Regions from separate parts of the Homo sapiens genome. Here regions 2 and 3 are each linked to region 1. A link is a loop called in an ENCODE intact Hi-C map of the cell type or tissue named here. Cell type or tissue: B cell. All regions are shown on one strand. Region 1 holds the start of ZNHIT2 (zinc finger HIT-type containing 2). Region 2 overlaps NRXN2 (neurexin 2). Region 3 holds the start of ZNRD2 (zinc ribbon domain containing 2).

What was found. A loop is a pair of places that touch in the nucleus more often than their neighbours do. Peaks named below come from ENCODE experiments on the same cell type or tissue, not always from the same donor. Only the 100,000 strongest peaks of a DNase experiment are listed, where the experiment ranks them.
Region 2: a loop joins it to region 1, with 34 times the contacts of the local background. A loop is called at or near these places in 3 of 110 quality-filtered maps.
Region 3: a loop joins it to region 1, with 30 times the contacts of the local background. A loop is called at or near these places in 2 of 110 quality-filtered maps.

Annotation. Positions count from the first base shown.
Region 1 is chr11:65,116,904-65,119,403 of GRCh38, forward strand. ZNHIT2 (zinc finger HIT-type containing 2) reads right to left here and starts at 798. Exons shown (of 1, transcript NM_014205.4): 1 at 1-798. The coding sequence starts at 750. RefSeq lists enhancers at 218-761, 754-1,048. In B cell, CTCF peaks have their summits at 1,056 (motif pointing left) and 1,260; DNase peaks (open chromatin) are centred at 148, 888 and 1,898; H3K4me3 peaks cover 882 bases; H3K27ac peaks cover 2,147 bases.
Region 2 is chr11:64,687,558-64,690,057 of GRCh38, forward strand. All of the region lies in intron 5 of NRXN2 (neurexin 2), which reads right to left. Among named protein-coding and RNA genes, the nearest start is that of NRXN2, 34 kb to the right of the region's middle. RefSeq lists enhancers at 283-1,203, 1,343-1,392. In B cell, CTCF peaks have their summits at 1,000 (motif pointing right) and 1,204; a DNase peak (open chromatin) is centred at 1,034; H3K4me3 peaks cover 560 bases.
Region 3 is chr11:65,569,024-65,571,523 of GRCh38, forward strand. It overlaps ZNRD2 (zinc ribbon domain containing 2), which reads left to right and starts at 1,454. Exons shown (of 4, transcript NM_006396.3): 1 at 1,454-1,487; 2 at 1,581-1,732; 3 at 1,863-1,947; 4 at 2,368-2,500. The coding sequence starts at 1,469. It overlaps ZNRD2-DT (ZNRD2 divergent transcript), which reads right to left and starts at 1,390. Exons shown (of 1, transcript NR_038923.1): 1 at 197-1,390. RefSeq lists enhancers at 812-1,531, 1,542-1,771. In B cell, a CTCF peak has its summit at 1,170 (motif pointing left); a DNase peak (open chromatin) is centred at 1,148; H3K4me3 peaks cover 2,361 bases; H3K27ac peaks cover 2,500 bases.

The DNA of each region.
Region 1 (2,500 bases):
GGCTCCGGAAACGCCGAGCAGTGTGGCACAGAAGTCAGAGAGCAGCGCGTCGTCACCGCCGTGATACAGGGCGAGAGTATGCGCGTAGGCGAACAGCACATTGGGCAGCTGGAAGCGCACGAGCGGCGAGACTGGGCCGCGGCTCAGGCTGACTATCGCGGGGATGCGGGTGGGTACGACGGGCGTGCAGGCCCCCGGGACATCTCCAAGAACCCGCTCGGCGGCCGCGGGCTCCGCGGCGGAGGCATCTTTCACAGAATCCGGCGGGGTCCTCGCAGGGGCGAGCTCCAGCTCCGCGGCGTCACTACCCGGGGCATTATCCAGCTCCTCCAGAAGCTGCGGTCCGGCTCCGCGGTTCCACCACCACGGCCGCCATGGAGGCAGCAGCCGCCCGGCCTCACCGCGGCTCAGCAGCCGCTCGAAGGCAGCTTTTTCGCCCGGCGCCAGCCGCTCCCAGAGTCCCGATAGGCCGCCGGGCGCCGGGCCGGAGCTGAGGCCTGCTTCCCCAGGCTCGTCCTCGGTCTCGCGTTGCTGACGCAGCCGGCGTAGGGCGCTTGCTAGGCGGCTGGGAGGAGCGCTGCAACCGCGGAGCTCTCCCAGCACCTGGTCACGGTAGAAGTTTTCTGCGCAGGTGCCATGCGTCCGGTAGCAGCGCAGCGAGCAGTAGGGCGCATTACAGCGAGGGCAGGTGTAACGCGCTGGCTGGACCTCCCCCGCCGGGCAGAAGCCACAGGGCCCGGCCGGCTCCATGGCAACTGGCACCGCGATCTACCTGCGAACGCACGCCGGTGGTAGTTCGAAACTTCCGGGGCTTCTTCGATTACTTCCGGTTCGCAGCGCGGCCGACGGCGCGCTGTGTTTTCGCAAAGCTTCCGAGGATTCTCGGCAATTTCCGCCCACGCCCGAAAGCCAAGCCCCACCCCTTTCCCTAGTAGGGCGAGAGCAGGCCCAGAAGCCGGGCGTCAGGTACGAGCCCCGCCCTATGCGATGACGCAAGGAGCGAAAAAATGGGTCTGGCGAGCGCTTCGCCGGTGCCACGTCTCCCCCTAGTGGTCACACCAAAACGTGGCCCGATCATCTAAAGAGAAAACCCTCTTTTTAGCACTACAATGTGCTGTGGCATAAATCCATCTTTACTAGGCACCTACTCTGGGCCACTAATTGTGCCAAGCCTACGGGAGGCGATGCATCCCTGCGCTGGACACAGACAAATAAAATGCACTAGGGGACACAGACAAATAAAAGGACAGTTAGGGCCAGGTACGGTGGGTCACGCCGGTAATCCCAGCATTTTGGGAGGCCGAGGCGGGCAGATGACCTGAGGTCAGGAGTTTGAGACCAGCCTGACCAACATGGAGAAACCCCGTCTCTACTAAGAATACAAAATTAGCCGGGCGTGGGGGACGGGTGCTTGTAGTCCCAGCTACTCCTGAGGCTGAGGCAGGGGAATCGCTTGAACCCGGGAGGTGGAGGCTGCAGTTAGCCGAGATCGCGCCACCGCTCTCCAGCCTGCGAGCCTGGGCCACAGAGAGAAACTCCACCTCAAAAAGATAAATAGAAAGCAGCATTTAAGAAATATCTGAGCTCCTATGATTTTTTTCCTCCAAAACTGCCTCTTCTTTTCATTAAGTATCTTCTCATTAAATACCACTATTCATCCATCTTATTAAGTGCAGGCCCCATTCTAGGTGCCAAGAACACAATGCACATCAAAGGGAGCCGGGGGTCCCTGTTCTAATAGAGCTCACTCTTGTGGTGGAGTGGGGGGTGTGATGAACCAAACTGTGAGTGTTCTTTGCATCCCTGCTACTACTGGTGGTCTAAGCTTCCTGACCCCTCATGTGGATGACAACACATTAAGTGTTTTTCCTAACTTTCTTGCCAGCCCTCCAGAAAAACCTGCCAGAGAAATTAGATCACAAGTCAGATGAGATCCATCTGTTACTCAAAACCCTTCTGCGACCCTCCATTGCACTTGGACTCAAACCCAAACTCCTCTCTATGGCTGACAAGGCCTTGCAGGATCTGCCCGCCCCCAGCCCTAGACATCACCTCTTCCCCATCTTCACACAGTCCTCTAGGCTTGAAATATTCCCCTACCTGATCACTTGACTGGTTCATCTCAGGTCTCACTCACGTCATTTAAACAGGACCTCTCGGCTGGGCACAGCGGCTGACACCTGTAATCTCAGCACTTTGGGAGGCCAAGGTGGGCGGATCACTTGAGCCCAGTTCAAGACCAGCCTGGGCAACATAGCAAAACCCTGTCTCTACAAAAAAGTACAAAAAATTAGCCAGGTGTGGCGGTGCATGCCTGTAGTCCTCAGCTACTTTGGAGGCTGAGTAGGATCACCTGGGCCCAGGAGTTGGCGGCTGCAGTGAGCCATGATTGTGCAACTGCACTCCAGCCTGGATGAGAGAGACCTTGTCTCAAAAACAAAAAAGAAAAGGCCGGGCACTGTGGCTCATGGCTGTAATCCCAGTACTTTGGGAGGCCGAG
Region 2 (2,500 bases), 430 kb before region 1:
CTCTGTCTACTTATGGTACCAGCGGGGAGGGCCAGAAAGCAAAAGTGAGGACCCCAGCAGAGACAAGAGGGTAAGGCGGGGAAGAGTGGCAAGGAGGAGGGAAGGAGGGAGGTGGGGCAGAGCCAGGAAAAGGAGAACCATCGCAGAGACAGACAAGAAATGAAGACGGCTCAGGGCTGTGAGGGAGCAAGAAGGGATGAGCGCGGCTATCTGGATAAAGAAAAGGAGCAAGCCCTGCGGGAACAGGTACAGGAGATGGGAAGAGAGCCAGCAACGAAAGTGGACAGGGACCTCTAGGGAACAGAAGCCAAGGCTTTCTGGGGCCTTGCTGTTTCCATAGCAACGAAGCCTGCTGCCCAGGCACTAGGAGAACCAGGGGGCTCAAGGACCAGAAAAAGGAATGTTTGACCTTGGTTTTGCCACATGTACTAGTCCCACCCAGAAGCCATTCCTCCCACTCCCTCACCTTCACTGCAGTCAAAGAAAGTATCATTAAAGAGAGTCAAACAGAAAGAAAGAAAAGAATAAGGCAACCATGTGAGTAAGTGATTGGGACAGAACAAGAGGCCAGCAAAAAGGAAAGAGGCGGGTCTGGGGCTGGACAGTGGCTGCCAAGGCCAAGTGGAGAAACGAGGCCATTTCTCGACTCCTCAGCCCTGCCTCCAGTCTCCTGGGGTGGGTGGCAAAGCTAGCTACTCTGGAGCCTGCGCCTCCACGGGCTCCAGTCCCTTTACCACCGGAGACCTGGGTCAGCCCAGAGACGCCAAGAGGCCTGAGGAGCAGCCAAAGAGAACCTGAAAGCCTTCGAGAAGAGGGACAGAAAAAGAGATGAGCAAGTGTGGAAAGAAAACCCGAAGATGGTGAGGAGAGAGAGAGAGAACCTGAGTAGGGGAGGTCGGAGCATGACTTCAAGGGACTGGTGGAGGGATTCTACTGGGGTGAGCCTGTAGGGGCGGCGGAGGGGCTCAGCAGAGCACAAACAAGATCTGGGCTGAACAAGCCCTGAAGCACCAGGGGGCGCTCTCCCCTATCTCGCCGGTCTGGCGCGACTGGGAACTACAACTCCCAGCAGCGCTTGCACAATTACCGCCCCTAATTGCTCCGGACCGAGAAAGGAAGATAATAGCTGATGCTCGTTTATCTCCCACAGTTGGGGAGTCTGTAGCCCTACAAGTGTCCCCAGTGAATGTGGCTAGAGACTAGTTGTTGTGGTCCTGCATTTCTGAGAACCATGCATGAGGGACAAAGCAGCTGCCTTCTTTCCAGGCCCAGCTCCCAGACCTCCTCTGGGAAGGTCTCCAGCGCCCCCCTCCGCCCTCCCTACTCTCGAGCTCTACAGCTGTCTGTTCTGCTCACTTGGCACTTACTGCCTAATAACATCTTGTACTGCTCCCTGGAGAGGAAATGTGATGTGAGAAAGAAGACCTGGGCGCTAGTGCTGGCTCCACCACCAGCTTTGTGACCTTCGCTGGTCACAAAGCTGGGCTCTAAGTCCCAGCTTCCCCGTCTGGAAAATGGAGCTGATCATCAGGAACTGCACAGGCTGCTGTGGGCACCTCAGAAAGAGAAAGGGTGGGGTCCAGCTTCCTCAACCATAAAGCATCCCACAAATAAACGACTCATGCCAGTTGGTAACTTTCTGCTAGTGTCCTGCCTCTCTCTGTGTCTCCCTCTCTTTCTCAATGATTTTTTTTTTTTTAATGGAGTCTCACCATGTTGCCAGGCTGGTTTTGAACTCCTGGCCTCAAGTGATCCTCCCACCTCGGCCTCTCATAGTGCTGGGATTACAGGCATGAGCCACCGTGCCTGGCCTCAATGAATAAATTAACTCCTCTGAAAAGAGTCTGCACTTTTCATGTACTTTGCATGGACCACACTTTATTGTAGGTGTTAGAACATCAATCAGCCCCTTAGTAACAGAGCCCATTGGCTCATATAAAATAAATTTGCTGAGCACACAGCTACTTATGTGCCAAGAGCTGTGTGAAGCACCGGGGGCATAGGAACAAAAATATCCAATCCCTGGCCTCAAGGAGCTTGGTCTAGTTGGGGAAGCAAACAGGTAAAGTGACAGTTATGATACAGTGTGATGAGCCTTCTAGTGGAAGTGTGGACAAAGTGTGGAAGTGACCAGGTTCACCTGGGGTGTTCAAGGAGACTTCCAGTGTGCATGGCCTGGCTGCTTTTTCAAGAGTCAGACGAAAGAGACACACCAAGTCATTGGGGAGAGGACAAGGATGGCGGAAATCCAGGCAAACAGAAGAGCAGACTAAAGAATGGAAATGGGACTCCATAGCCCCAGTGCTTGGCACCCACTGGAGTTCCTTGAGGACTTGTTATAGTGGCTTGTAAACTTCTTAGGAAAGAGATTGTCTTAAGAAAGGCAGCCTCAGTACAGAAAAAGGAGCTAGAGCCCCCAAGCAGGCTTAAAGGCCCTGTGCTGGCCACAGCTCCCAATCAGAATTTCCCTGGACTGGGCACCTAGCAGGCTTCCAGAATT
Region 3 (2,500 bases), 450 kb after region 1:
CAGGCTGGAGTCCAAGAGATGGTTCAGAGACAGTTCCTCTAGTCAGCCTCAGGCTAGGTGCTGTGGCTCTTCGCTGTAATCCCAGCACTTTGGGAGGCTGAGGTGTGAGGATCACTTGAGTCCAGGAGTTGGAGACCAGCCTGGGCAACATGACGAAACCCCATCTCTACAAAAAATACAAACCAAACCAAACAAACACACAAAAAACGGTGGCTCTATTCAGCCTGATAGAAACGACTTGTGGTACAGGCCCTAAGTCAGGTACGCTGCTGCCCAAGAGCCTGACTGGTAGATGGAGATGTGAAAGGGACACAGGGCTCTCCACGTAAGCAGGAGGCAGCAAGAATGACAGTTCCAGGGGTTCTACGTGGAAGGAAGAGGGGGCCAGGAGGAAGGGACTTCAGGTCAGATTGAGGGGGCATGTGCCATCCGGAAGAGGAGAATGTCGATGTAACTGTGAAAGTCCAAGTCCTAGCTGCTTTTCCACTGCCCTGGTGTACAACCTCAGGCCCTGCAGACTGCACATCTGAGGACCCCTGCCTGCCCTGTCTGGCTTCTCTGAATCTAATAAGGGAGAAGATGCGTTTGAAAAAGAACACGGAAGAGGGAGAGAGAAAAAAAGCACCAAGGTCCATGTTCAGAGAGCCCTGGTAATTTTAACTTGCAACTCACCCAAGAAGAGCCTAATGGTCGCAAGAGTATGTAGGAAGGCCCCAACCCGACCCGGCCCAGCACGCAGCACCCAAGGGCGGCTGGAAGCGCAATGCGCGTGCCCAGTACAGCGCTATTCAGTCTGCAGGCTTTTTGAGGATTTCAACTTCAAAGAACGGTCGGCTTCGGGGCGAACTTTGCTTCAGTTCCAGGCCTCGGGAGGCAGCGAGGAGACAGACTGGGACACCGAGCATGCAGAAGGGGAGTGGTCTTGAAATACGCGGAAAGGGAGAATGCACCCCTCCTGGCCAGCCTTGCCGGGCGAAGTGAGAAGTACTGAGGCCTGAGAAGGCTCCACGCGTGCGCAAAGGGCCGCTCGCTGTGATTACTGGGGTGGCGATGGTTGTGATGACGCCGCTGCCCCGCCTGCGCCGAAAGGGAAACCCCAGGGGAGGCGGAGGCCAGCGGGGATTTCTGAAGCCAAGTGGTCCCCTTCATCCACGACGGACAGGAAGGGCGACCCCCTGAGGCCACTTCCAGGTCTTGCGACCGGAGGAGAGTTACCAAGGAGACGCTCCTCCCGAGGCCTCGCGCGTCGGAAGCTTCTGTCCCCTGGATTCCGGTTGACGGACGCGTCCCCCGAGCAGGTTCTCGGTAGCAGCCGACACGCCCCACCCCGGGCACAGCGAGGTCTGAGGACCACGCTAAGGCGTCACGTCCGCCCTGATCCGCGGCAGCTATGGAACGGGCGGAGCCGCAGCGGAGGGCGCTCCGCTTTGACGTCACTTCCTGTGAGCCCGGCGGTGACAACGGCAACATGGCCCTGAACGGAGCTGGTGAGGACCTGGGCGGCAGGGGTTTGTGGCTGTGAGGTACGGGAGGCAGCCCACTCCGGCAAGACCCCCAGTCCCTATGCCTCTCTTCCCCAGAAGTCGACGACTTCTCCTGGGAGCCCCCGACTGAGGCGGAGACGAAGGTGCTGCAGGCGCGACGGGAGCGGCAAGATCGCATCTCCCGGCTCATGGGCGACTATCTGCTGCGCGGTTACCGCATGCTGGGCGAGACGTGTGCGGACTGCGGGGTGAGGCGAGACTCGGGCGAGTGACCGGGGATGGGTCCGCGGGCCAGGCCACTCAGCCCTTCCCCGGCCCTCCCCTCTGGACCCCATTGCCGGCGTCTCATTCCGGCCCCGTGTGCTTTTTGGTCCGTAGACGATCCTCCTCCAAGACAAACAGCGGAAAATCTACTGCGTGGCTTGTCAGGAACTCGACTCAGACGTGGATAAAGATAATCCCGGTAAGAGTAAAAAATAATCCGGGAGAGGGGCCGGATATGCTTAGGGGGGAAGCGTGGTTAAGTGGTGATAGAGGCCCGAGAACAGTAGGGCTGAGAGGTGACAGTGGAGTCTCTGGGTGGGGTAGAAGTAAAATTATTTCTCCTTTAGGCTCTAAAGAGGACCCTTAACTCAATAAGAGCACCAAGCACCTCCTGTGTGCCAGCCACTGCGCGAGAGTCTGAGCTCAACCAGGCCCAGTACTGATGGAGAATTGAAGCTAGGGCATAAATGTGATACAAAGTAGAAAGTGGATGAGTTGCCTTATAGAGGGACAGGGAAAACACCTCAAGCACAGAAAGAGCAGAGCAGAAAAGGAGATGGCTCAGGGCTGAGGTGGGCCAGGCATCCTGACCATTCCACCCACTTTCTCCTCTTTTTAGCTCTGAATGCCCAGGCTGCCCTCTCCCAAGCTCGGGAGCACCAGCTGGCCTCAGCCTCAGAGCTCCCCCTGGGCTCTCGACCTGCGCCCCAGCCCCCAGTACCTCGTCCGGAGCACTGTGAGGGAGCTGCAGC